Regions from separate parts of the Homo sapiens genome. Here region 2 is linked to region 1. Evidence: read pairs that join two places in POLR2A ChIA-PET (ENCODE). Cell type or tissue: OCI-LY7. All regions are shown on one strand. Links, peaks and the distances in the headings refer to the core of each region. The heading gives the core; the rest is flanking DNA. Region 1 overlaps EIF3J (eukaryotic translation initiation factor 3 subunit J). Region 2 overlaps HYPK (huntingtin interacting protein K).

Region 1 (11,159 bases), core at 819-8,818:
TGCTAAAGTTGAACAATCCCGGTACTGTACCATATCAGTCCTTTGTGGGTAGTAGGTAGCAAGTAAGAAACTTTTCAGGAGGAAATTCCTATTTAAAATAGATTGATTTTAGATGATTGTTCATCCACACCATTTTATATAGATACTAGTATTAAGATCAAAAGCTTCCTCTTCCTCAGGACAGCTTCTACTTTAGATGATCCAATAATGATTAAAGAATACCTGTACCTGCAGATTCCAGTTTCAAAGAAATTTAATTATTATTTACACAGTTAAGGAACAGGTGATACATTTTCATTTGTTAGAAACTGATCTTTCTGTAATAAAATAGATTTTCAATTCAGTGTATGTCATTATTACTGCTAAGGAAATCTTAGCCCTTGTCTGCCTTAAAGGAATCTTTATTTAATTTACTGTAATTATTGCTGTGTAGTCACTACTTTTGTTAATTTCTCAAATCACTTAGATGATGGTCTTGTTTTCCACTTAGTAGGTATACAGAGCTTTGACGTTCCTATTATTTCCTATATAAGAGAAATTTAAAACATTTTTTGTTCTTTCTGTCTTAGGGGAATAAAAAAACACTAACCACACATTTGGTTAAACTGCTTAGGAGAAGACATAATAAAGATTCCCCAATCTATACTTAACAGCCATAAACCTGAGTTACAGGCTCAGTTACTCCAAATAAATAGTTCTTATAGGTACTTAATTAATTAGGCCTTGGTATCTAAATAACAAAATAATGTCCCCAAATAAATAAGAGGAAGGCAGCCCTATACCTTTGTTGCTCTATGGTGACAACATAAGGACCTGGCAAATCACTCATGTTTTAAAGCTGTAACTATGTCAAGCATTTATTAAGATTTAGTAGAGAACGTAGAGAACTGTACTCCCAAGAGCTGTGTTCTATACTCTCAAAAAGTATCTCTTGGGAGGTAACACAAAATTTAAGTCCTCACAACAGTGATTTTATTAAATTAGTTGCTTTATAAAACATTGCAGATGTCATAATTGTTAACATAACAATTTACCAAACTGTAGTTAACTGGTGCAGTTTGCTGAGCATGTTTTATAAAGGAAAGGAAAGGAAATGCCAAAACCCTGGTAAAGTTGTTCCATTGCAGCCTAAGAGAACAAAGATTTGTTTCTCAGACACTTAAATCAGGCAAATAAAAATAAGTTTCCCTCCCCCACCTGAAGCAGTTCATCAGTAGAAATAGCCTGATAAATAACTAGACAGTCTTTGCACTCGAGAGATTCCACAACATGTAATGCAATAATGGAAAGGTTTACCTTCTTTAGCTTCAAAGTTGGAGGGTTTTGGTCATTTTAATTTTATATCAAACTAGTGCTTTTCAGCCGCAGTATCTTCACTCTGAGATAAGCAGTCTTCTTCACAATGTATTTTTAATATCCTCATGTTCAATTTTAAGACAAAGCAATTTTAATACTAGGTGCACACCACATGCCCTTGCTGCAAACTGCTTTTCTTGACAAGTTATGAAGTAGTTCAAGGAGGTATGGTTAAGGCTGTATTACTGAATGGTGCTGGTAAATACTACACAATTTTTTTTGTCACGTTGCAACCTTTTGTTTCCAATTTAGTGACTGCTGCTATGAAATCAGATAGCAACAACGACAACATTATTAGGTTTTGAACTATGATTTAGTAGCAACTTAGGTTCCCAATTTTAACCCCTTGGCAGCAAGATCCAAGTTCCCTCATTTGCACATTAGCACCTAAGTGTCAAGGGGTTAAATAACCAGCACAAAAGATACTGCACTTCTGATTGTAGCATTTGGCAGAACTGAAAGGAAAGGAAGTTGTGCTACATGTTCAAGGGATTGTGGGCAACATAAAGATGACACCAAGAAAAGATAAAATGTCACATGAAGTCTTCATAGTCTTGTACATATCCTCCATCATAACCACCATAATCTGCCAGATCATCTTTCATGGTGGCTTTTAATCCCCCTCCAGGAACCACACCTTTCTTCTTCTTTTTGGCTTTGCTTTGCTAAAGATGAAAGAGAGTTAATTCATGAACCTTAGTGTGCTATGGGCATCTTATCTGGTACAGCAACCCTCATAAACAAACACACAAAAACCTTTGGTCCCAGAAACACTAGTTCTGTAAGGGACATCCGAGCCTACATGTTTTGGACCTGAACAGGTCTCCCAGAGTCAGTCTCTCCAAAACTTGATCTGGGTCCTTGGTCCTGCTCTGGATACCTAGCCCACCAGCAGGGGTTATAAGTTATTGGTAGACAGCCTTAACTTCACTGAAGCAAATTTAGAAAAGTGTGGATAAGTACCCCCCAATTTAAAATCACAAAGCTCTAACCTTTACTTGACATACTTCTCTTACTTTACTCTTATAAATACTCTGCAAAGTGAGTATTATTGTTCCTATTTTAGAAGGGAGAAGACTGAAGCTTAGAAAAGCTGATTTACCTATACCTATTAAGTAGCAGTGCTAGTATTTGAACCCAGTCTGTGATTTCAGCAATTTCTATTAACTCAGAAAAGGGGAACATGTCTGGAAACAAAAGGACAGTAATAGCACCCATACTCCTCTTCTAGTCTAACTTAAATGGTATTAGTGAGTTGCTTGACTTTTAATTAGGACAGGCTCCTATTATATTTGTTGACTGTTAGACCTATAACCCCACTCTAATTTAATACCCATTTCCCTACACAGCTTGCTCTTACCTTTTCTTGCTTCTGTTTTTCACTGCAAAGCACAGTCAGTGAATTGGTAATTTTTTTCAAGTCATCAATTTCCACTTAAAAAAAAAAGGGCATACCATTAAACTTGAATTTTTAAGCATTTTGAAAAGTTAAAGCTAAATATGTACATTCCATATATATCTATATATCCCAAAATGTACATTCCAAAAGTGTTATGAGAAATCCAATTTGTTCATTGTTAAACTTCAGTAACTTTGAAAGGACCATGAATTTCTCCTCTTTAAACGTAAGGTGGCCGGGCACAGTGGCACATGCCTGTAATCCCAGCATTTTGGGAGGCCTAGGTGGGTGGATCACTTAAGCCCAGGAATTCGAGACCAGCTTGGGCAACACAGCTAGACCCTGTCTCTTGAAAACAAAATTCATTTTATTTATAATGACGACCTGTAATCACCAACACACCATTGCTCAACCAAAGAGAAACTGTCTTTATAGCTCACAATGCTCCCTACTATCCTTCCTCAGTCTAAACAAATGGGGGAGGATAACATGCCCTTCCATTAACACACCCCCAGTAATCAGGGAGAACAGACAAATAAACATGAAATGACAATTACTATTATTTTTTTTTTTTTTTGAGATGGAGTCTCACTCTGTCACCCAGGTTGGAGTGCAGTGACGCGATCTCGGCTCACTGCAACCTGCGCCTCCCGGGTTCACACCATTTTCCTGCCTCAGCCTCCCGAGTAGCTGGGACTACAGGCGCCCGCCACCATGCCCAGCTAATTTTTTGTATTTTTAGTAGAGACGGGGTTTCACTGTGTTAGCCAGGATGCTCTTGATCTCCTGACGTGATCCGCCTGCCTCGGCCTCCCAAAGTGCTGGGGTTACAGGTGTGAGCCACCGCACCCGGCCTATTTTATTTTTTTTTTTGAGACAGAGTCTCGCTTTGTCACCAGGCTGGGGTACAGTGGCGTGATCTCGGCTCACCACAGCCTCCACCTCCCAGATTCAAGTGATTGTCCTGCCTCAGCCTCCCGAGTAGCTGGGATTACAGGTGCGTGCCACCATGCCCAGCTGATTTTTGTGTTTTTTTTTTTTTTTTTTAATAGAGATGAGGTTTTACCATGTTGGCAAGGTTAGTCTCAAACTCCTGACCTCAGGTGATCTACCAGCCTCAGCCTCCCAAAGTGCTGGGATTACAGGCATGAGCCACCACGCCCGGCCAGAATGACAATTCTTAAACCTACAATGACAACACCCTATCCCATGATGTCTCCATTTTCTTGCACGGGAACTACAATGAGAACAGTGACCATCTCTATGTCCTACCAAGAAATAGTCCTGTTCAGTGGACAGCATTATCAGCCTTATAAAAATATGAAGCTGGAAAGAGACACCAGTTTTTAGCTACCAGAAAGTGTTCAGTTTTGGTTAGAGAACACCTCCAAAAACCAGAAAAAAATTAGTACATGCAGAATAAAATATCAACTCTGGGCACATTACCAATCAAATGTAGAACCCTCAGCTTAGTGATAATTTATCAAAGAAAACCCAATTCATTGTGTAGGATTCCTTTTTCTCCATCTTAAAAACTGCAAATAGGCTGGGCGTGGTGGCTCACACCTATAATCCCAGTACTTTGGGAGGCCAAGGCAGGGAGATCACCTGAGATCAGGAGTTCCAGAGCAGCCTGGCCAACATGGTGAAACCCCGTCTCTACTAAAAATACAAAAAATTAGCCGGGCGTGGTGGCAGGCGCCTGTAATCCCAGCTACTCAGGAGTCTGAGCAGGAGAATTGCTTTTTTTTTTTTGAGACGGAGTCTCACTTGGTCACCCAGGCTGGAGTGCGGTGGCACGATCTCAGCTCACTGCAAGCTTTGCCTCCCAGGTTCATGCCATTCTCCTGCCTCAGCTTCACCTTGTTAGCCAGGATGGTCTACAATCTCCTGACCTCGTGATCCGCCTGTTTTGGCCTCCCAAAGTGCTGGGATTACAGGCATGAGCCACTGCGCCAGACCAGGAGAATTGCTTTAACCCAGGAGGCAGAAGTTGCAGTGAGCTGAGATCGTGCCTCTGCAATGCAAGACTCCATCACAAAAACAACAACAACAAAAAAACTGCAAATACTAGCAAAACCAGTCCCTTCCATACATTCCTGCTTCACCACCCATGGCTGTCACTCCCATTCACCCTGCCCTGAAATGTATGACTCCTATCAAGGTGTGGCACCACAACCACGGACCCAGAGAATAGGTGCCAGCCCTGTCACTCAACTTGCACCCTGTCTAATTCTGATTTGTAAAAGACAGTGGCTGAAGTCTCACCCAACCCAAATCCTACAGTGCCAGAGACCTTTTCCCTCAAAAGATACTTCCCAGCCCCTCTCAAGTGATAATCAGATAAAAAGAATAGGCCAGTGTTTTATTAGCTGCTTTGCTGACAAGCCCAGGTATCTCTTAGGGAAGCCATTGTAAAACAAGAAGTCCTCTTACCCCTACAAACAAACAAAAAGATCCAGCACTCAAATTCACTGTATCTGCAGAACAACATTCACAAGGTAATTGCTAAAAACAGCAAATCATGAGTCTGTATTATAGTATCCTTGAAAATAAAAAATAACCTTCAACCTCCTGAAGAGAACATCCTACTAAAAATCTACCCAGAGGGGCTAGAAATTAGAATTACTTACATGAAATACACACATCTCGAACTAAGACTTCCAAAAAACTGGCATAATATAGTGACTTTTCATATTGTGTAATTTTATCTTTTAGTAACTTTCCAAACTCTGTAAAGTCATCTCTTGAAGATGGGTTCATAGCATCTATTCCATAAACTGCATTATTAACACCTGTAGGAGAAAAGAAGCACTGAAAAGTATCAGGAGGTTAGGATTTTTAAAAATGAAACCTTACAAAGCCAATAGCTATCTGAATAACCCTGTCGTTTCATTCTAAAGCAGGGGCTCTGAACCTGGAGCCACTGGAGTCACTGGATAGAATGGCTGGGTGAGGGGGGAGGGGGGTTACAAACTTAAATCAGAAAAAAAGTTACATCTTTATTAACCTCTAATTCAGCATTTCCTTCAGTTTCAATTGACTGGCAACAAATCACAGTGGTATTAGCAAAACTTGACTTACCAGGAGAGATCACACTCTCCTGCCATTACAGATATCTTACAATATTAATATTGTTCAGTCATAATTACTCTCAAATGACATTATTTGACGTGCCACTACACCTGATTTAATGCATCGATAAGGAAGCATATAATTCTGTATCACAAATTTGTCATTTTAGTATTTTGACATCTATTTATATATAACAGGTTTTCTTTATAAATAAGTATTTTATTCATTTAAAAACAATATATCAAGGCCAGACACAGTGGCTCACACCTGTAATCCCAGTGTTTTGTTTGGGAGGCCTAAGAGGAAGGATCGCTTGAGGCCAGGAGTTTGAGACCAGCCTGGGCAACACAGCAAGACCTCATCTCTACAAAAAAAATTTTTTTAATTAGCCAGGTGTGGCCAGACGCAGTGGCTAACACCCGTAATCCCAACACTTTGGGAGGCCTAGGCAGGCCGATCACCTGAGGTCAGGAGTCCGAGAGACAAGCCTGGCCAACATGGTGAAACCCTGTCTCTACCAAAAATACAAAAATTAGCCAGGCATGGTGGTGGCATGTATCTGTAATCCCAGCTACTTGGGAGGCTGAGGCACGAGAATCACTTCAACCCAGGAGGCGGAGGTTACAATGAGCCGAGACTGCACCACTGCACTCCAGCCTGGGTGACAGAGTGAGACTCTGTCTCAAAAAAATAAATAAAATTAGCCAGGTGTGGTGATATTCACCTGTAGCCCTCGCTACCCGGGAGGCTGAGGTGGGAGGATTGCTTGAGCCCAGGAGTTTGAGGCTGCAGTGAGCTATGGTCATGCCACTGCATTCCAGACTGGATGACTGAGCAAGAACCTTTCTCTAAAAACAAAACACAACATATTACATTACAAAAGGGATACTCTGTTCTTGTCCAAGAACACCCCCACAGTAAAGTGGGGAGAGAGGGAACAAAAAGAATAAGAAACAAAGATGGATCCTGTGAAAGTATTTGTCTAACTCCAGAAGCTAAGCGGGGGTAAACATGTTAAATCCCAATAGAAGAAATCTGGCCTAGGCTGTGCATGGTGGCTCATGCCTGTAATCCCAGCACTTTAGGAGGCCAAGGCGGCAGATCACTTGAGCTCAGGACTTCAACAACAGCCTGGGCAGCATGGTGAAACCTTGTATCTACAAAAAAAGCCCCAAAAAACAAAAATTACCCAGGCGTGGTGGCATGCGCCTGTAGTCCCAGCTACTTGGGAGGCTAAGGTGGGAGGATGGCTTGAGCCCAGAGGCAGAGGTTGCAGTGAGCCGATCTCAGCCACTGTCCTCTAGCCTGGATGACAGAGCCAGACCCTGTTAGAAAAAAAAAAATCTGGCCTAGATGAGTTTTACACTAAGATAAGTATGCTTCTGTATCCTCCATGTCAAGTAGATTAGTTATTAACAATATTACATGTGGTATTTTAGTATGAGAAACACAACAGTAAAATCCTATTAACAATGACTATATGAATGCATGTTTTTACCTTTTAGTCTATAACAGGTGTCCCATGCTAGGCTTTATGCACACTTCATAAACCTGCCTCTTTAATAAACACATGGGCAGCTTTTACCATCCTAGGAAGACACATATTAACAGCCAAGAGCTCTCTATAATTAGATGAGTGCAGTTAAGACCTGCCAAGCATACAATGGTGCACAGGAGCATTCACATCAACTCCTGGTATTTGTACAGATCCACTGACAGATAAGGTCATACTTCCTCATGAAAAGGAAAACAATCACTACAGTCAGCCTGTTGATCTGTTTCAGAGTAGAGAAAGTATGAAAGTGGGGGAGGGGTATCAGAATAACTAGAGCTTTCCTTCTTGGTTATAAATTTCAGTGATTTAACTGTTTCAACATGATCTTCTACTCTGAAAAGTACTCAACAGGTAACGATAACTTGGTTAAATGAAGCGAGGGCTTTGACTATTTCTCTAGCCATGTCTCTTACTCTGGAACACTCTGAATTTATCTATTTATAGGATCCTGCACTTTTATCTCACGCACTAACCACAGCTGCAGACACCGCACAAAGAAATGGAGGCCCTCTAAAGATAGGGCATGGTAAGGGCAAAGAAGGGTTGCAGAAGGAAATGACACTGAGCACAAGAAGGCACAGCAAAAGCTGCATGCCTCTCACCTGGAGCAACATCCTACTGTCTAAGTCTTAAGACAACAGGACAGCCCTACAGTCCATTTCAAAGCTACAGACCTCACATTTCATGCAAATTTCATCCAGCTGATAAAAATATTCTATGCAGTAGTGTACTTCATCTGAGTCTACTCCTTTTTGCCCTTCTTGCATTGCTATAAATGACTTATCTTAATAATCTTTTACTCAAAACAATTATTCAAAAATCTGAACATGTAATGAAATCTCAAATATACACAGAGATTAAAAACTGCTTTCTAATATCTACATTAGCCAGTATGTTTCTTTTAAGAAAAGGAGATGTTTTCTGAACTTTCTGGGTCTTCACCTGTAACAGTTTAATACTGTATTGCAATCATAATCCCGTCTTACCAAAAGTTTCCTTTGCTAATTCGAGGTCTGACTCTTCCTGTAATTTCTTTAGCCGCAGTTTATCTGCTAATTGTTCTTCTGGTGTTAGCACTTTAGGTTCTTCGGGTTCTTCTAACTAAAATGAGACAAAAGTTTTTAAAAAGCACAGGGATTATGATGCACTCAGTACCTTTCTGTATTGTACGAATTCTTAAATAAGCGTATATAATAACAAATAAAAGTGAACACTGGTAATTACTGTTTCAGGCATTCTTCTAAACACTTTAGTTTTTTTTTTTTTTTTTTTTTTTTTAGACAGAGCCTCACTCTGCCACCAAGGCTGGAGCACAGTGGCATGATCTTCGCTCATTGTAACCTCTGCCTCCTGGGTTCAAGTGATTCTCATACCTCAGCCTCCCGAGTAGCTGGGATTACAGGCGTGCACCACCACATCCAGCTAATTTTTGTAGTTTTAGCAGTGATGGGGTTTCACCATGTTGGCCAGGCCGGTCTTGAACTCCTGGCCTCAAGTGATCCGCCCATCTCAGCCTCCCAAAGTGTTGGGATTACAGGTGTGAGCCACTGCGCCCAGTCCACTTTAGGTATCCTTAACCCAATTTTAAAGATAAGCAATGGAGGCACAAAGAAACAACCTGCCCACAACTAAATAGAAGGTAACAGCTGGTAACGTGACAGATTTGTACCCAGGAAGACTGGGGTTACTTCTATAACCTTTTTTAAAAAAAGGAATTGAGACTGTGGACAAGGTAAAAATATTACTTTCATACACTGCTACTAAAACTATATTGGAAAACCCTTTCTAGGGCAACTTGGTAATATGGATCAAGTCTTAAATAATATTTTTACATGCTTTAATCAAGTATTCTACTTCCAGGTATTTACCTTAAGAAATAAGATGCACACAAATATGTAAGCCCAAGAATGTACATTAGAGTATTATTCATAATTTCAAATAAATTTACAGACAACCTAAATGTCCAACAGAATGGTTCAAAACATTTCCCCTTTTCATCATATTGTATAATTATAAAATTACCACTATAACAAATTTTAAAGATATAATAGTAGATGTCATTTGTTTCCCAAACCCACTTCTCTGACATGACAGTTGACAGCTTAGTGTATATCTATCTTCTCTTTATACTGGAATATAATTATTTTTTCTTTTTTTTTTTTGAGATGGAGTCTCGCTCTGTCGCCCGGGCTGGAGTGCAGTGGTGCGATCTCCGCTCACTGCAAGCTCCGCCTCCTGAGTTCACACCATTCTCCTGCCTCAGCCTCCCAGGTAGCTGGGACTACAGGCGCCCGCCACCACGCCCGTCTAATTTTTCTATTTTTTAGTAGAGACGGGGTTTCACCGTGTTAGCCAGGATGGTCTCGATCTCCTGACCTTGTGATCTGCCTGCCTCGGCCTCCCAAAGTGCCAGGATTACAGGCGTGAGCCACCACGCCTGGCCGTTTTCTTCTTTTTTTTTTTGTTTTGAGGCAGGATCTTGCTCTGTCACCTAGGCTGGAGTGTAGTGGCGCAGTCATGGCTCACTGCAGCCTCAACTTCCTGGGCTCAAGTGATTCTCCTACCTTAGCCTCCCAAGCAGCTGATACTACAGGCATGTACCACCACGCCCAGCTTATTTTTCTATTTTTTGTAGAGACGGGGTCTCCCTATGTTGTCCAGGCTGGTCTCAAATCCATGGACTCAAGCAATACTCCCACCTCAGCCTCCCAAAGCGTTGCAATTACAGGCATGAGCCACCACGCAGGCTGTTTTAATTTTTGAACCATGTAAATGTGTTCTGAAATAGAAAATAGGCCAGGCACAGTGGTTCACGCCTATAATCCTAGCACTCTGGGAGGCCAAGGCGGGTGGATCACCTGAGGTCAGGAGTTTGAGACCAACCTGGCCAACACGGTGAAATGCCATCTCTACTGATAATACAAAATTAGCTGGGCATGGTAGCACATGCCTGCAGTCCCAGCTACTCGAAGACTGAGGCAGGAGAATCACTTGAACCCGGGAGAAGGTTGCAGTGAGCCAAGATCACGCCATTGCACTCCCGCCTGGGCGACTAGAGTGAAACTCCATCTCTAAAAAAAAAAAAAGAAAAGAAAAGAAATAGAAAATAGGCTGGACGTGGTGGCTCATGCTTGTAATCCCAGCACTTTGGGAGGTCGAAGCAGGCAGATCACTTGAGGTCAGGAGTTTGAGACCAGCCCGGCCAACATGGCGAAACCCCATCTCTACTAAAAATACAAAGATTAGCCAGGCATGGTTGCGTGTGCCTGTAATTCCAACCTGGGATGCTGAGGCATGACAATTGCTTGAACCTGGGAAGTGGAGGCTGCAGTGAGCCAAAATCACACCACTGCACTCCAGCCTAGGTAACGGAGTGAGACTCTGTCTAAAAACAAAAACAAAAAAAAACAAGCATATATTTCTGATCCTGTGCCAAAAAATCAAAAACAAATACATTTATATAGCACATGGCACAGAAATGAACAATTTTTATATTATGTTCAATATATACACTGCAAATAAAAACTAATCCTGGCCAGACGCGGTGGCTCACACCTGTAATCCCAGGACTTTGGGAGGCCGAGGCGGGTGGATCACGAGGTCAGGAGATTGAGACCATCCTGGCCAACATGGTGAAACCCTATCTCTACTAAAATACAAAAAATTAGCTCGCCGTGGCTCCTGTAGTCCCAGCTACTCAGGAGGCTGAGGCAGGGGAATGGCTTGAATTCGGGAGGCAGAGGTTGCACTGAGCCGAGATTGTGCCACTGTACT
Region 2 (11,146 bases), core at 3,084-11,083, 750 kb after region 1:
TTCACTGGATTAGACTGGCTTCCTTACATAGCAGTCTCAGGGCACCATTCTAAGAGGGCAAGGTCTTCTGACATGTCGGTTCCAGAACTCATACATCGATCTTGCCACATACTGGTCAAAGCAAGTCACAAGGCCAACCTAGCTTTAAGCAGGTGGAGAAACAGACTCCACCTCTGCAGAGGAGGAGCAGCAAAGTCATACTTTTTGAAAAGGGGCATACATACTGTGAGGGGAAGAATTTGTGGCACTTAAATAATCTACACTGTGTTAGAGCAGAATCTTTTTTTTTTTTTTTTGACATGAAGTTTCACTTTTCACCCAGGCTGCAGTGAAGTGTCACAATCTCAGCTCACTGCAGCCTCCGCCTGCCAGGTTCAAGTGATTTTCCTGCCTCAGCCTCCCAAGTAGCTGGGATTACAGGCATGCGCCACCATGCCTGGCTAATTTTCGTATTTTTAGTACAGACAGGGTTTCACCATGTTGGTCAGGCTGGTCTCGAACTCATGATCTCAGGTTGTCCACCCAACTCGGCCTCCCAAAGTGCTGGGATTATGGCATGAGCCATCATGCCCGGCCCCAGCAGAATCATTTCTGAGCTGCATCACTCATTCCTGTAAATTACTAGGTATGAGAGGGTAATCCCAGATTACAAAGGAAACCATCAATAGATAACTCTAGGCTGGGCGTGATGGCTCACACCCATAATCCCAGCACTTTGGGTGGCTGAGGCAGGCGAATCACTTCAGGCTGAGAGTTCAAGACCAGCTTGGCCAACATGGTGAAAACCTATCTCTACTAAAATACAAAAATTAGCTGGGTGTGGTGGTGTGTGCCTGTTATTCCCAGCTACTCGGGAGGCGGAGGCAAGAGAATCGCTTGAACCCGGCAGGCAGAGGTTGCGGTGAGCTGAGATCGTGCCACTGCACTCCAGCCTAGGTGACAGAGTGAGACTCTATCTGGAAAAAAAAAAAAAAGAAAAAAAGAAAACTTGCCTGAGTATGAGCTACACACAGTAGATAACTCCATACTCAGCCTGTAATTTTTTGTTTTTGGTTTTTTTTTTTTTTTTGAGACACAGTCTCACTCTGTCGCCCAGGCTGGAGTGCAGTGGCGCAATCTTGGCTCACTACAACCTCCACCCCCTGGGAGTCAAGCGGTTCTCCTGCCTCAGCCTCCTGCGTAGCTGGGACTACAGGTATATGCCACCACGCCCAGCTAATTTTTGTATTTTTAGTAGAGGTGGGTTTTCACCATGTCGGCCAGGCTGGCCTTGAACTCCTGACTTCAGGTGATCCACCCACCTCGGCCTCCCAAAGTGCTGGGATTACAGGCATGAGCCACCACGCCTGGCCCTCAGCCTGTAGTTTCTAAGATTTTTATCCTGGACCTGTAGGAGTAGGAGTCTAAGTGCCCTTTAAAATTGTACACAAGGCCGGGCGTGGTGGCTCACGCCTGTAATCCCAACAATTTGGGAGGCCGAGGTGGGCGGCTCACAAGGTCAGGAGTTTGACACCCGCCTGTCCAACATGGTGAAACCCTGTCTGTACTAAAAATACAAAAATTAGTCGGGCATGGTGGCACACACCTGTAATCCCAGCTACTCAGGAGGCTGAAGCAGGAGAATAGCTTGAACCTGGGAGGCAGAGGTTGCAGTGAGCCAAGATCATGCCACTGCACTCCAGCCTGGGCAACAGAGCAAGATTCCATCTCAAAAAAATATAAAATTGTACACAAAATTGTGTGTATGTATGCATTTTATTTGGAGACAAGGGATATCACTCCCTCTCCCCAACACTGGCTAAAAAGTTACTGCAATCTGGCTGGGCGCAGTGGCTCACGCCTATAATCCCAACACTTTGGAAGGCCAAGGCGGGCGGATCACGAGGTCAGGAGATTGAGACCATCCTGGCTAACACGGTGAAACCCCGTCTCTACTAAAAATTCAAAAAGATTAGCTGGGCATGGTGGCGGGCACCTGTAGTCCCAGCTAATCGGGAGGCTGAGGCAGGAGAATGGCATGAACCCAGGAGGCGGAGCTTGCAGTGAGCCAAGATCACACCACTGCACTCCAGCCTGGGCGACAGAGCAAGACTCCATCTCACCAAAAAGAAAAAAAAAAAAAAAAGTTACTGCAATCTAATTAATGATGGTAATCTTTGGTTTATGACATGCAAGCACCTATATGATTATGATACACTTACATAAAGGAATACCAGCAAAGCCTCAGACACTTATTTTAAATTCACTGATTTTTTTTTTTTTTTAAAGCTAAGAAGACCTTTTAGGGAAAGAGAATTTGTAATGTTGGAAAACCCAGCAGTAATAGTATGTCTGAACGTCAGAAGGGCTAGAATCAACTTTTGAAAGTTGGCAATACCTAGTCTAGCAAACATAATGAAGACTAACTCACCCATTTGTTTATTGAGCTCCTTATCTTGATTCCTAATAGGCAATGACTAGAATTAAAGAAGGTGACTAATACTTGAAATGACATGGGACTGTTATTTTCAGATAATTTGGTCTTTCTGAAGCTGTAACAGTACCAATAAATTGTTTTGCTCCCTGGACAGGCTTGAGAAGGAGAAAGCAGAAATTGAACGCATGCGAAACCTGACTGAGGAAGAGAGGAGAGCTGAACTTCGGGCAAACGGCAAAGTCATTACCAACAAAGCTGTTAAGGGCAAATACAAGTTCTTACAGAAGTATTATCACCGGGGTGCCTTCTTCATGGTAAGAAGTGAAAAGAGAGTCAGAAAATTGGGCAGTAGGAATAACTCAGAAACTTTGAATTATTTTTCTCTTCAAGAATATTCTGGAATGTAATTTCCACTTGCCAGTGGTCAGCTTTCTCATTTGCTTTTTCCTTCTGAACAATATAAACTCAGAGAAAAGCATCAGCAATTGGATGACAGAAGTAGCATCAACTGTTCTCTCTTTTGGCCCCAACTCTCAAAAATAGGAAATGATGTAATAGACTTTTTTTTTTTTTTTAAGAGACAGAGTCTCGCTGTCACCCAGGCTGGGGTACGGTGGTGCGATTATAGTTCACTGCAACCTTGACGTCCTGCGCTTTACACCTGCTTCAGCCTCCAGAGTAGCTGGGACTACAGGCATGCAACAACCATGCCTGGCTTTTTTTTTTTTTTTGGTTATTTTTTTTTTAATTTTTCGTAAAGACCAGGTTTCACTATGTTGCCCAGGCTGGTGTTGACCTTCTGGCCTCAAGCAATCCTCCCACCTCAGCCTCCCAAAGTATTAGGAATACAGGCATGAGCCATCATCCCCAGCCTTAGATAAATTGAGGAAATGAAATAGAGAAGTGATCTGTACAGATAGTGGACTAATTAGGTCCTCCACATGACATAGTTGTCATTCTTTCATAGCTGAATGAGAAGTTTTGGTTATGTGAAAACCAAACTCTGCAAATAGCTTTACATTAATTCACTTTTGGGTGGCAGAAAGTTAGTTCACTTCATTCTGAACTGACAGTACCCAAGAGTAACTAACCAAAAAAAATGGTTTATTATCTAACCATTAGATGGAATGCCGTCATCTTTGTTTTTCATATAAAGACTAAGATCAAAATAGCAATCTGTTAACCCTGTATGGTTTATTTCCTAATGTTAAAGCAGTTTGCACCAAAAACTAGACTAGCTTTTTCAAGTGCCGTGTGGCAAATTCTAAATATCCCCACTGCAACTAAATTCCTGCCTTTCACTGCAGATGCTGTTAAAACTTCAGTGGCGGCTTCCCTGCCACCCTCCAAAATCAGTTTCAGGTCTATCTGATTAGCAGGAAGTGTTTACTTAGGTAGTTTTCCAGCAGATGTAGCTTACTATTCAGTGGAGATTATGAACTACTTCTTGTACTGCTTCGGTCATAAAGTTTGTTTGCTTAAGCAGTTCGCAGCTTTAATAATCAAGTTTCTTAGAGAAGCAGTTCATTGCTAGTTAAGATACATAAGAAAAGTGTATGTGAAAGTCCTTTGGTGGGCCAGGTACATTGGCTAATGCCTGTAATCTTAACATTTTGGGAGGCAAGGCCAGCAGATCAGTTGAGCCCAGGAGTTCAGCCCGGGCAACATGGCAAAACCCCATCTCTACAAAAAATACAAAAATTAGGCGTGGTGGTCCGTGCCTGTAGTGTCACCTATCAAGGGGCTGAGGTGGAAGGATTGCTTCAGCCCGAGAGGTTGAGGCTGCAGTCAGCCGTGATCGTGCCACTGCACTGCAGCCTGGGTGGCTGACCAAGACTTTGTCTCAAAATAAATTGTTTTTAAAAAGTCTTTCTTAAACAAGATAGTGCTATTTTTAATTCCTTCAGCATATGTGTTTATAAATATGTATCACAGCATTGTAATATTATCACTCAGGCTAGAGTGCAGTGGTGCAGTCATGGCTCACTGCTGCCTCATTCTCCTGGGCTCAAGCAGTCCTCCTGCCTCAGCCTCCTGAGTAATTGGGACTACAGGTGTGTGCCACCACACCTAATTTCTATTTTGTAGAGATGGGTTTTGCTATGTAGCCCAGGCTGGTCTCAAACTCCTGGGCTCAAACTCTCCTTCCACCTTGGCCTCCCAAAGTGCTGGGATTACAGGCAAGAGCAACTGCATCCAGCCTTACTAATGTTGTTTATTTCATTGAGTAAGTAAGCTTTAGTGCATATACTATGCAAAGGTCACTGTTTAGCACTGTTAGCGAGAATACATAATCACTATAACATAAGTAAAAGTAAAGTACTGTAGGGGTTCTGACGAGAGAGATGTTATATTTGGTAGAAGATTGAAAGGGTTGACGTAAAGGTTGTAACATTTAAGCATTTAAGATGTATAATTTTGGGCCGGGCGCGGTGGCTCACGCCTGTAATCCCAGCACTTTGGGAGGCCAAGGCAGGCGGATCATGAGGTCAGGAGATTGAGACCATCCTGGCTAACATGGTGAAAACCCATCTCTACTAAAAATACAAAAAATTAGCTAGGCGTGGTGGCGGGCGCCTGTAGTCACAGCTACTTGGGAGGCTGAGGCAGGAGAATGGCGTGAACCTGGGAGGCGGAACTTGCAGTGAGCCGAGATCACGCCACTGCACTCTAGCCTGGGCGACAGAGTGAGACTGTATCAAAAAAAAAAAAATTAAATATATAATTTTTTTTTTTGTCACCTAGGCTTGAGTGCAGTGGTGCGATCTTGGCTCACTGCAACCTCCGCCTCCCGGGTTCAAGCAATTCTCCTGCCCCAGTCCCCCAAGTAGCTGGGAATACAGGCGTGTACCACCACGCCCAACTAGTTTTTGTATTTTTAGTAGAGACGGGGTTTCTCCATGTTGGCCAGGCTGGTCTTGAACTCCTGACCTTAGGCGATGTGCCCACCTCAGTATCCCAAAGTGCTGGGATTACAGGCGTGAGCTACTATGCCCGGCCAAGATGTATAGACTTTTTGACATTCGGTGCTGGGAAGACATTCCAGGTGGAGACCAGCAGGAGTGGAGGCAGAAAGCATCAGCTGTGAAGGGAAGCGGCAAAGAGAACTGAAAAGGTGGATTAAGGCTGTATAATATTTGGCCTTGATTACTACACAGAGGAGTTGTATTCATTTATTTATTTATTTATTTATTTTTGAGATGGAATCTCGCTCTGTCACCCAGGCTGGAGTGCAGTGGTGCGATCTCAGCTCACTGCAACCTCCACCTCCTGAGTTCAAGTGATTCTCCTGCCTTGGCCTCCTGTGTAGCTGAGATTACAGGTGCGCGCCACCAGGCCTAGTGTTTTTTGTATTTTTAGTAGAGACAGAGTTTCACCATGTTGGTCAGGTGGGTCTTGAACTCGTGACCTCGTGATCCGCCCGCCTTGGCCTCCCAAAGTGCTGGGATTACGGGCGTGAGCCACTGCGCCCAGCCTAGGTGTTGTATTCATTTAATAGACAACCATTGAAGTTTTTGAGCAAGGCAAAGATTATAATGAGTTACAGTCTAGAAACATCAGTGCCATGACAGTATGTGAGACTGATAGTAGAGGAAAACTAATAACCCAGGTGGTAAGAGTTTGTAAGATGTGGCAACTGATTGAATGCACACAGAGGTTACTCAGTTTTGAATCTAGGTAATCGAAGAGTACGCTGGTCCTACTAACAGAAAAGTTAAAGAGAAGAGGTTGATATGGAAAGGTTAGGTATTAATAAATGGTTTTCACTTTAGACGTGCATTTCAAGTCCCAATAAAATATCCAACTTATGATATATGAAAGCCAGTAAAAAATCCAGGATTGCAGATTTGAGAGGCCTATGCAGAGTTGAAGTCACATGAGTAAACAAACACATTGAGTGCAGAGAATAAGCCAACCTTCAAGACACGTCTACACTCAAGGAGAAAATTAGGCATAGTTGCATGCACCTGTAGTCCCAGCCACTCAGGAGGCTGAGGTGAGAGCATCGTTTGATCCTGGGAGGTCAAGGCTTCAGTGAGCAGTAGTGACCCCACTGCACTCCAGCCTGGACATCAGGACATCAGAATGAGACGCTGTCTCAGGGAAAAAAAAAAAAAAAAAGGAGAAATACAACAAAGGAAAAAGAATATCATCTCGGCCGGGCGCAGTGGTTCACACCTGTAATCCCAGCACTTTGGGAGGCCAAGGTGGGCAGATCGCAAGGTCGGGATATCGAGACCATCTGGGCTAACACGGTGAAACTCCGTCTCTATTAAAAATACAAAAAATTAGCCGAGTGTGGTGGCATGCACCTGTAGCCTCAGCTACTCGGGAGGCTGAGGCAGGAGAACTGCTTGAACCTGGGAGACGGAGGTTGCAGTGAGCCAAGATCGCGGCAGTGCACTCCAGCCTGGGCAACAGAGCGAGAGTCCGTCTCAGAAAAAAAAAAAAGAATGTCATCTCTTCAACTAGATGTAAGCTCTTGAAGAAAGGCTCAATACCCTCTGCTTTCTCTGTATCCCTTATTGTAGAGTTTAATAAATTTGTGGTTTGAATATATAGGAAATAAAGCCACAAGATTGATAAGATTTTTTTTATACAGGATGAGGATGAAGAAGTATACAAGAGAGATTTCAGCGCTCCTACCCTGGAGGATCATTTCAATAAAACCATTCTTCCTAAAGTCATGCAGGTATGGGGAACCTTAATAACATGACAGAGAAAAGTGATGTATTGATAGCTGAGGCATGGTTTGTTTGGTGGTATAACTCATCATCCATCCTTCCCTCAGGTCAAGAACTTTGGACGCTCAGGTCGCACCAAATACACTCACCTTGTGGATCAAGATACCACCTCCTTTGACTCAGCTTGGGGCCAAGAGAGTGCCCAGAACACAAAGTTCTTCAAACAAAAGGCAGCTGGGGTACGAGATGTATTTGAGCGGCCATCTGCCAAGAAGCGGAAAACTACCTAGGGTCCAACTGCTTATTCTTCCAACTGTGGAACACAAGGGGAGTCTCAGCATCTGGTCCTTGATTTGGTTTTTTCATTGTTTCCTTGGCCCCTGTATCCAGATATTGGACTTACTGCTATACTTGTGATACTGGGTAGCCCAGACTTTGAAGGTGCTTTGTGAGGTTTGGACTCATGCTGAGAAACCCACAGGAAAGCACTGTCCAGGTAGGATTAGAGGCTTCCCACTTAAAACTATTTCTGAGAAATCTTAGGTTTTATCACTGCTATGGTTTCCCATATTTACTTGGGACTGTTCTGACTTTCTTTTTCCAGCCCTTAGCTTGGGTTAGAAAAGTGGACATGTAAGTGAACAATGCATTACTTCTACCTTAGGTTTAGGAGTAATATACCCGGAAATCTAAGCTCATGGAAACATGTTTTCCATTTTTGCTTGGAGTCCGTTTTTCTAGTTGTACATACTTTTTGATCCATATATGTGTGCATGTCAAGAAATAAAAGAATCACACAACAAGGAGATTTTTAGCATGATACTGGAAATAAAATGTCCAAGCTGACAAGTATTAATTGCCTATTAAAGTAAAAGATAACAATTGTCAGGCAGAAGGTGTTTCACATTTTGATAATTCCCTTTGATCTCAGAAACAAGCTCAGGTACTAGCTTGGCTTTAGGTAGCATCTGGATTTATTCCATGACCAAATACAGATGTTTTTGAGAAGACCAAGGTCTTCTCACATCCTTTAAATGTCCCACTGGAAGAATCAAATAGTTTAGTGTCGTACGATAAAAATGAATGCAAATAATTACTATGAGGTGGTAAATACATAAAGATGAACACAGGTACAAGTCACTGTTGTGTGGGATACAATCTAAGAATTATCCTAGAGTCAGAATGAGGGTAAGGCCTTGAAACTCTTGGAGAAATGTCTGTAATTGCCATTTGAGTGTCCTTACAGCAGACTCAGGGGCCGTTGCAGGGTTTTTTTTTTGTTTGTTTGTTTGTTTTAAAGAGACGGCTCTGTTGCCCAGGCTAGAGTGCCTCAGCCTCCCGAGTAGCTGGGACTACAGGCGCCTGCCACCATGCCTGGCTAATTTTTGTATTTTTAGTAGAGACGGGGTTTCACCATGTTAGCCAGGATGGTCTTGATCTTCACTTCGCGATCCGCCCGCCTCAGCCTCCCAAAGTGCTGAGATTACAGGCGTTGAGCCACTGTGCCTAGCTGGGGCCGTCACAGTTTTATAGTTGAGGAAACTAGTTCAACATGTGTGAGTTGGTCCAAGCTGATTTTTTTTTTTTTTTTTTTTGAGATGGAGTTTCACTCTTGTTGCCCAGTCTGGAGTGCAGTGGCGCGATCTCTGCTCACTGCAACCTCCTGGGTTCAAGAGATTCTCCTGCCTCAGCCTCCCTAGTAGCTGGAATTACAGGCGTCCACCACCACACCCAGCTAATTTTTTTTTGTACTTTTAGTAGAGATGGGGTTTCACCATTTTGGCCAGGCTCGTCTCAAACTCCTGATCCCAGGTGATCCACCTGCCTCGGCCTCCCAGAGTGCTGGGATTATAGGCATGCGCCACCACGCCCGGCCCTGATTAACCTTTAAAGTAAAATTACCTTCTCTCTAGGATAGGAAATGGCATGTAGAATGTATTATGGCTTAGAATTTGAATACCAATCAAAACCTTTCATAGGTTTTTTTCGTTTTGAGACAGTCTTGCTCTGTCGCCCAGGCTGGAGTGCAGTAGCACAATCTCAGCTCACTGCAGCCTCAACCTCCCAGGCTCAAGCAAATCCATCTCAGCCTCCAGAGTATCTGGGACCACAGACAGGCACATGCCACCATGCCTGGCTTTTTTTTTTTTTAATTTTAGTAGAGACAAGGTCATGCTATGTTGCCCAGGCTGGTCTGGAAATCCTGACCTGACACAGTCCTCCCAGCCCAGCCTCCCCAAAGTGCTGGGGTTACAGGCATGAGTCACCACACCTGGCCCAACCTTTGATATCTTCTAGTCTTACCATGTTCTAACCCTCAGGTACCTAAATTCTTTTTTTGGTGGTGGGGGGAGCGCGGTAGAGACGAAATCTCACTGTGTTGCCCAAGCTGGTCTCAAACTGCTGGGCTCAAGTGATCGTCTTGCCTCAGCTTCCCAAGGTGTTGGGATTACAGGCATGAGCCACCATGCCTGGCCCCTAAATTCTTTTTTGTTGTTTTGTTTTTGAGACAGTCTCGCTCTGTCACCCAGGCTGGAGTACAGTGGCACAATCTCAGCTCACTGCAACTTCCGCCTCCCTGGTTCAAGCAATTCTTCTGCTTCAGCCTCCTGAGTAGCTGGGACTACAGGCATGCACCACCACGCCTGGCTAATTTTATTTTTTTTGTATTTTTAGTAGAGACAGGGTTTCACCATGTTGGCCAGGCTTGTCTTCAACTCCTGACCTCATGATCCGACTGCCTCAGCCTCCCAAAGTGCTGGGATTACAGGTGTGAGCCACTGTGCCCGGGCTTTTTTTTTTTTTTTTTTTTTTGAGATGGAGTTTCACTCTTTCCCCCAGGCTGGAGTACAGTAGTACAGTAGTGTGATCTCAGCTCACTGCAACCTCTGCTTTCCAATTTCAAGCGATTCCTGCCTCAGCCTCCAGAATAGCTGGGATTATAGGCGCCCACCACCATGCCCAGCTAATTTTTCTATTTTCAGTGGAGACGGGGTTTCACATGTTGGCCAGGCTGGTCTTGAATTCCTGACCTCGTGATCTACCTGCCTCGACCTCCCAAAGTGCTGGGATTAGAGGTGTGAGCCACAGCACCCAGCCAAATTATTTTTTTTTAATCACTCAAAATCAAGCATGTTGTAGGTACCAAAATTCTAACTCAAGGTGGCCTATGAACTGGGTTCATAACCTACATCTATCTATATATATAGTGGCTCCTAGGCAGGTAGCTGGCCTTTTAGATATTCATAAGCTGTCTTGGAGACACATGCCATTTGAGTACAGTAACTCTGCTGAGACTCCAGATGTACCTTGAATACTGTTGAGAGCTAGTCAGATGAATGAGACTGGCCTGCCACCTAGCATCTGCACATGAGGTATTCTTCTACACTGATTTTTCATACAGGTGTGCTAGATTTTAATGGGTCACTTAAATTCAGTTAGTCTCCAACATATAAATTCTCCACAACATAGGATATAGTATACACTCTACTTGACCCAAGATGATAAAACTGAAAAAGACAAAAAAAAATTTTATTGCCATAAATTAATCCAGTAGGTATATTTGAGAAAGCACGCATCAGTTGGTTAGGGCAATAAGCGCCTCTACCACGTTGCCCATGTGTTCCCGCAAACTGCGTTCTGCTGCTGCTCGAGATATCTCCATCTCAGTCATCTGCAGAAAAAAATCATGTTACATAGGTTCCCAGGCATTAATGTGCCACCAAATATACTGACTCCGCTTGTTTCAGGAAACAACCCAAATTAAGCAGAATAGCCTCCCCTCCGCATACACTAGTTAGGCACTACCACTCACTATTAGCTCCAGATCTTCCTTCTTGATAGTGACTTTTGCCAGTTCTTTCTCCCTGCAAAAATATTTAAATATATTAGTCCTCATTCTCAACCAACACCATAAACTCCCAGGAAGGGTCATTCCCAGAAGTGCCCTGTAAATAAATCTTGATAAACCCTTGATTGAAAATAAAAACTCCCACTAATACTCCTTTCCCCTGGAGTCTTGGCAGCAGGTGTTGCCAGGAGGCCT

Evidence for each region. Peaks named below come from ENCODE experiments on the same cell type or tissue, not always from the same donor. Only the 100,000 strongest peaks of a DNase experiment are listed, where the experiment ranks them.
Region 2: POLR2A ChIA-PET joins it to region 1 with 5 read pairs; 2 of 35 experiments call an interaction of 5 or more read pairs at or near these places.

The regions. Positions count from the first base shown.
Region 1 is chr15:44,551,880-44,563,038 of GRCh38, reverse strand. It overlaps EIF3J (eukaryotic translation initiation factor 3 subunit J), which reads right to left. Exons shown (of 8, transcript NM_003758.4): 5 at 8,372-8,486; 6 at 5,389-5,550; 7 at 2,717-2,790; 8 at 236-2,021. The coding sequence ends at 1,890. It overlaps SPG11 (SPG11 vesicle trafficking associated, spatacsin), which reads left to right. Exons shown (of 40, transcript NM_025137.4): 40 at 1-343. Among named protein-coding and RNA genes, the nearest start is that of EIF3J, 20 kb to the right of the region's middle. In OCI-LY7, for the core only: no CTCF peak of the experiment used is centred there; no DNase peak of the experiment used is centred there.
Region 2 is chr15:43,801,339-43,812,484 of GRCh38, reverse strand. It overlaps HYPK (huntingtin interacting protein K), which reads right to left. Exons shown (of 4, transcript NM_016400.4): 3 at 10,916-10,967; 4 at 8,058-10,774. The coding sequence ends at 10,679. It overlaps MFAP1 (microfibril associated protein 1), which reads left to right. Exons shown (of 9, transcript NM_005926.3): 7 at 2,571-2,730; 8 at 7,020-7,109; 9 at 7,209-7,993. The coding sequence ends at 7,391. SERF2-C15ORF63 (SERF2-C15orf63 readthrough) reads right to left here. Exons shown (of 6, transcript NR_037673.1): 5 at 10,916-10,967; 6 at 9,896-10,774. Among named protein-coding and RNA genes, the nearest start is that of HYPK, 6.3 kb to the right of the region's middle. RefSeq lists enhancers at 2,829-2,888, 2,949-2,998. In OCI-LY7, for the core only: a CTCF peak has its summit at 10,444; DNase peaks (open chromatin) are centred at 3,354, 3,784 and 10,424; H3K4me3 peaks cover 2,399 bases; H3K27ac peaks cover 3,827 bases.